Regions from separate parts of the Mus musculus genome. Here region 2 is linked to region 1. The links are chromatin loops, found by intact Hi-C in ENCODE. Cell type or tissue: heart. All regions are shown on one strand. Links, peaks and the distances in the headings refer to the core of each region. The heading gives the core; the rest is flanking DNA. Region 1 overlaps Pepd (peptidase D). Region 2 has its middle 5.2 kb from the start of Gm35611.

Region 1 (2,904 bases), core at 219-2,718:
AGCTCCCCTCCAGGCCTCTGTGCATGCCAGCCCTCAGGGATGGCTGCTGGTGGTGGTGGGTGGCAGCAATGGCAGCAGCAGCAGAGCCATCCCTCAAATGCTCCCCTTGGTTACAGATAGACCCATGGGGGGAACCTCTTCCTATAGAGCCCCTGCGCCAGGTGCTCCTCAGAGACCAGGTAGGCAGGGATGATCCCCCATGCCAGCAGCATGTCCCTATCCCCAAACCCCCAGTGTAGACTCTGATGAGAACAGTCCAATGCTGGGGTCCCCCTATGTTTGCAGAGAACTAGCACTGCCCTCTAAGAGCTGTCACAGAGATGCAGAGCACTGGTGCCAGGCCAAGACCCACGGAGAGCACCATACTGTGGCCTGGATCAAAGGCAGGCACTCAGCTGCTGCCTGCCTCAGCCCTGTGGGCCTAGGGTTGGGCACCAGGGCAGTAGCTGTAGTGGGTGGGGGAGGGGAAGGAGGAGGCTAGCAGTCATTATCACGCAGACAGCACATGCTTCATTTCACTTTTTGGGTGACCAGTGTCTTGTGATGTCTGTGAGCACTGTCTAGACTAGCACTTTTTAACCATGGGTTGTGACGTCAATGGAGTGGGTGAGGCCACAAAACAGTGACAAACTAAACAGAAGGGACAGAAAGCAGGTGGGAAGGGCTTCTGCTTATGGTAAGGAGGCATATCTACAATATGAGCTCTAGTTTGAAGGCTAACGGTTTTCTGGGATGGGATACTAAAGGCCTTGGCCAACTCATCCAGACAGACAGGGCCTTGTGTTTGCAGAACTCTCTCACCCAAAGGCTGGCTTATTTTCCCCCTAGGAAAAGCTTTGGGAGGGGCCCCCTAGTGGTCACCAAGCATCCCTTTGGAAATAACAAGGCTGGGAAGGGGATAGGAGTTAAGGCTGGCAGCAGGCAGCTAGCCCTGGATGACATTCTCTAAAGTCTACTGGAATACTAGGCACAGAGAAGATGAACCTTGGATTCTCCTCCTCTACCACCACCACCACCACCACCACCACCACCACCACCACCACCACCACCACCACCACCACCACCACCACCACCACCACCACCACCACCACCACCACCACCCCTTTGCTCCCAGCCCTCTGCAGCAGGGGAAGAACCCGGGCACAGATTCACTCTGCCCAGGACCACAATTGGCAGTCTAACCCACAACTAGAACAGGCACAATCATTTTATCCAATGCAGGGCTCAAGAGATGCAGGGTCTTGCTAAAGCCCTTGGTATCTGCAGCCCAGGGCTGAGAATTGGCTCACCTGTGATGGCAATAGCAAGTCAGCCAGGACGACACCCTGGCTCCAGCTGTGACCCAGATGGAGTGACAGCGGTACAGTTCTGGGGGCCCTTAAGTACTGACTATCCTGGGATGAAACTACCCTCATTTCTCTGGGTTTTGATGACCTCTAGACATGGCCGTTACCACAACAGGGAGACTGAGGAGGCCGGAGGCCACAGCAGGGATGGGTAGGGAGGAGGCACTGGCAAACTGCTCAGTGCAGAGCTAGGATAGGCCTGTTCCTAGGTGGACTGCAGGCCCACCCCACACACCCCAGGTTAGCACAACAAAGCACAACCCAGAAAACCTGGCTGTGTCCTGAAGCTACACTGCCCTCTTCTGGCCAGTGCTGGAACGCCCTGTACACCTCAGCCAGGCCTGGAGCACATGTACTCTAATGGGTTTGGAGACAGGGCATAGCACCTCTTATAGGGTGGCAAGCTGCTGAGGAGACATGCCCCACCTGCTTCTCAAATCAGAGCCCCCACTGAGGAGATATCGTCTGCTGTTTGGGGTGAGCTTGCATAGGAGTCAGGAGAAGCAGGTGGGAGAGCCTTGCACAGGAGTGACTCAACCTGGGATGCCCTGCTTCCTGGTGGGTTTAGGCACAGTTGGTATTTTTCCTGCTGGCCAAGGTGAGGCCTTTGTCTGTGGGCTTAAATGCCTACAGTCTGAGGTGGCTGTGGGAGGGCTCAGAGGGGATCTGGGGACGACTCCTTACCCAGAGCCAGTGGGCCATGGCTCCTTCCCTGCTTCTCTAAGCCAGATGTGTTCACACCCACTTGCCTGGAGCTAGATGCAATGTGGAGCATCTTCTGTGGCCTCCCACTCAGGAAGGGCCTCCTGTGATCTTGTCAACACCATCATTATATGAACAAGCTGGAAGCACCAACCAACAAGACTGCCACACTTGGCAAGCTGGGTCATCAAAGCCCTGCCTGCTTGCCTTGAAAAAGAAAACAAAATGCAGTCGATGCTTCATGCAGGGGGTGACCTGACCAGTGGGTTCAGGGGGAACTCCAGGGACACAGCTGGAAGGTGCTCTGGGAGCCAACAGGAAAACTCTGAGAGGTTTAACAGCAGCCACAGGCCATGTACAGGACCCCTGGCTCTGACTGAGCTGACGAGAGGCTCAGACTCTGAAGCCACACACATTCCCATGCCTTCCCTAGATCTACATAGCAGCTGGGCATGGGATCTGGCCCAGAGAAACAGGAAGAGACCTGGGAGCTACTGGCTGGGATGTGGGATGGCCTGAAGCTCTTGGCTGACAAACTTGATCTGCAGCACAGACCAGCCTGAGCAACAGCTAGACCTCACGCGTGATGACTGTGGCCCACAGCTAAGTGGCCTTATCTGACTCTTAGTTCCACCTAAGGTTTACATGAGCACAGTGGTGCATGCCTGTAATCCGAGCACTTGGGAGGCCATGGCGGGGCAGAGGGGGTCCTGGTATAAATTAAGGCCAGCCTGGGCTACAGTGTGAGACTCTAGTTAAACTGTTAAAAAAAAAAAATTGTCCAAATAAGGTAGGCCTGATTTGTGTTGTGCCCTGGCCCAGGGCTGGAAAATGTACTTCAGAGACACGGAGAGCA
Region 2 (2,904 bases), core at 158-2,657, 55 kb before region 1:
GAGATCCAAATTCAGACAGTTGCAGGTTTAGTCCATTTACTGTTGCTAAAACAAAACTCCTGAGGCTGGGTAATTTATACAGGCAAGAGGTTTATTTCAGCTTGTGGCTCTAGAGGCTGAGAGGTTTAAAACTGGGCAGCTACATCTTTTATTTGTTTTGTGATGAGGCTGGCCTTGTAGCCCAGGCTAGCCCATATTCTCCTGCTTCAGCTGTCTGAATGAGTGTTGGTGTTATAGGCATGTGCTATTACACCCAAAATAGTTAATTATTCTACAGCGTTGATGTTGAAATCCAGGGCTTTGGATGGACTAAGCAAGCATTCTACCACTGAACTATACCACCCCACAGCCCCTCACTGGGAGATTCTAAGCAGGGGCTCTACCACTGGGCCACACTCCCAGCCCCTCACTGGGGAATTCTAGGCAGGTGCGCTCTGCTGAGCCATATCCTCAACCCGGTAGCCAAGTCTTTCCAGGTCCTCAAGCTGTTTTGCAGCACAGCTCAGCTCAGCTCAGCTCAGCTCAGCTCAGCACAGCACAGCACAGCTCAGCTCAGCTCAGCTCAGCTCACACAGCATCACATGTGATGCCTGGAGATTGGTGGACACATGTGAGAGAGTGAGTGGAGACACCAGGCTCTATTCATAACAACCTGCTCTAGAGATAACTACTCCCGGCTCCGAGGATTAAGTACATTAATCTCTTCACGAAGGTGGAGCCCCCGTGACATAATAATCTCCTAAAGGTCCCACCAGCCCTCAGTACCATCATCCTGAGAACCAGTTTTTCAACCCATGAATTGGAGCACAAATCACTCAAACCGTCTCACAGGCCCCCTGTTAGGACCTTGGACCTGAAACACAATGACACAGACTATGAGCCATCACCAGGGAGCAGTGACTACAGCAGGCAGAGGCCAAACCTGAGAACATGCCTGTTCTTAGGTGCCAAGGGCCAAGCTGGTTGAAAGAAGATTTGCCTCTCGGCTTCCATTAAACCTGTGAGCTCATGGAAGCTTCCAGAAACCCGTGTGTTTGGTTTGATCTTCAGTCTGTTAGCTTGTTTTCATTGGGCAAGAATATCTTTTCTTTCGCTCTGTCTTCAACATGGATGCTTACAGTTCAGGAAGCCTGTTTACCAATCATTTGGGAGACAGAAAGTGAAACTCGCTGCTCTTTGGAAAACTGTGGTTTGGGCTGGTGAGGGAGGGGAGGAAGTTGGTGGGAGAGCGTGAGCGGACCTGTGTATGAGGCTTTAGATTCCACGAGAAAAACAAAACAAACAAAAAGGAAACTGGTTACTAGTTCCGACCCTTCCTCCACGGGTCAAAGGCTGCCTGAGTCTTTCTCAACCAAGCTGGGAAATGGCAGTTTCTTTCCTGTAGTTCCTGGGATCTGCTTGAAGCTTGCTAATTGCACAGGAAGCCACGGGACCAGAGCTGAAAGTCCCTCTTTTGCCACGGGAGACAGTAAGCCAGACTGGATTTGAGCTCTGGCCCAGGCAGCTAGGAGGGCTGTGTCAGTTCCTGCATCCTGCCGGGTTGGTTCTGAGTGACTGAGGCAGGGAGAGGCTTTCCTGCAGTTTGGCTCAACAACTGAGATATTATCTGTAAAGTTGTGCTGCGCCTGGTCCTGAAATCATCAAAGAATTAGCTCAGGCTGACGCAGTTATGGGGTAAATACTGACCGTAACCCTGGTTCCCTTCCACAGTACCCGGGGTTCATCCCCCACTTTATTCTCAAGGCACATCTGTGCCTTTAAGTTCTCCGTACCCACAGTTACAGTGCGGGATAGTGCCTTGAATTCATCAAAGCCAATTACTGCAGTTCATTTTTTTTCAGCTTGGAGTTTTTCATTTTAAGTTGTCATGGGAAAATAACTCTTAATAAATCCCTTTAAGCACAAGGAACTAGGGCAATTATGGACATTTTAAGAATTATTGAAACATTTTAAAGTTTTTTTGATGAATGTTCTAAAGGACACAAGTCATTTTTTTTTCTTTTTTCTTTTCTTTTCTTTTTTTTTTTTTTGTTTTTTGTTTTTTGTTTTGGAAGGGCTTCAATTACTCTCAAGGACAGACACCGGGCACACAGATTGTTCAAATCTAACTAATTATCTGCCTCCTCCCACAACAGTCACACCTTCAAAACATTGAGGTTGGCCCTAATTATCTGAGATTCTCCCACACTAGAATAATTGCACACGCTCTTCGGGGCCATGACAGATATATGTTCGGGATGAATTATAGTAACCAGAGAGGGAAATCAAGTTCTGTTTGTTTAGGTGTGAGTAAAACCTACGGTCATGCATGAAACAGTCACAAGTTGATAGAAAGCTGCTGAAAATGCAAAGGGAGGCACCTAAGACCAAAACCACGTAGGTCAAGCTGACCAATGACGTTGACATTTTAAAATTAACTTTTATTATTTTTATACTATTATTATTATTATTAGTGTGTGTGTGAATGGTATTTGTGTATCTGTGTGTACAGAGGCCAGAGGAGGACAGCAGGTGTACTAGCCTATCACACTCTAGTCCCCCAGGGACAGGGTCTCTTATTGAATCTAAAGCTCACCATTTTGGCTAAGCCTGGCTGGTCCTTGAGCTCCTGAGATCCACCTACATCTACCCCTGTTCTCTCACCAAGTCTGAAGTTACAGGCACACATATCTATGCCAAACCTTTCCATGGGCTTTGGAATTTGAACTCAGCTCTTCATAATTGCATAGCAAGCATTGTTTTTCTTTTTAAAAAATTACTTACTTATTATATTTTATGTATGTGAGTGTGTTCCCGGTGCCCAAAAAGATCAGAAGAGGTGGTTGGATCCTCTGAAATTGGAGTTACAAGGGTGTTGTGAGCTACCATATGGGTACTGGGAACTGAACCCAATCTTCTGCAAGA

What was found. A loop is a pair of places that touch in the nucleus more often than their neighbours do. Peaks named below come from ENCODE experiments on the same cell type or tissue, not always from the same donor. Only the 100,000 strongest peaks of a DNase experiment are listed, where the experiment ranks them.
Region 2: it touches region 1 in a loop (2.9-fold over the local background); 5 of 42 quality-filtered maps call a loop at or near these places.

What each region holds. Positions count from the first base shown.
Region 1 is chr7:35,024,839-35,027,742 of GRCm38, reverse strand. The region is part of intron 11 of Pepd (peptidase D); the gene reads right to left. All of the region lies in intron 1 of Gm35484 (a long non-coding RNA gene), which reads left to right. Among named protein-coding and RNA genes, the nearest start is that of Gm35484, 2.9 kb to the left of the region's middle. In heart, for the core only: CTCF peaks have their summits at 855 (motif pointing left) and 1,645 (motif pointing left); DNase peaks (open chromatin) are centred at 522, 1,312 and 1,642.
Region 2 is chr7:35,079,576-35,082,479 of GRCm38, reverse strand. No RefSeq gene overlaps it. Among named protein-coding and RNA genes, the nearest start is that of Gm35611, 5.2 kb to the left of the region's middle. In heart, for the core only: a CTCF peak has its summit at 1,483; a DNase peak (open chromatin) is centred at 1,459; H3K27ac peaks cover 540 bases.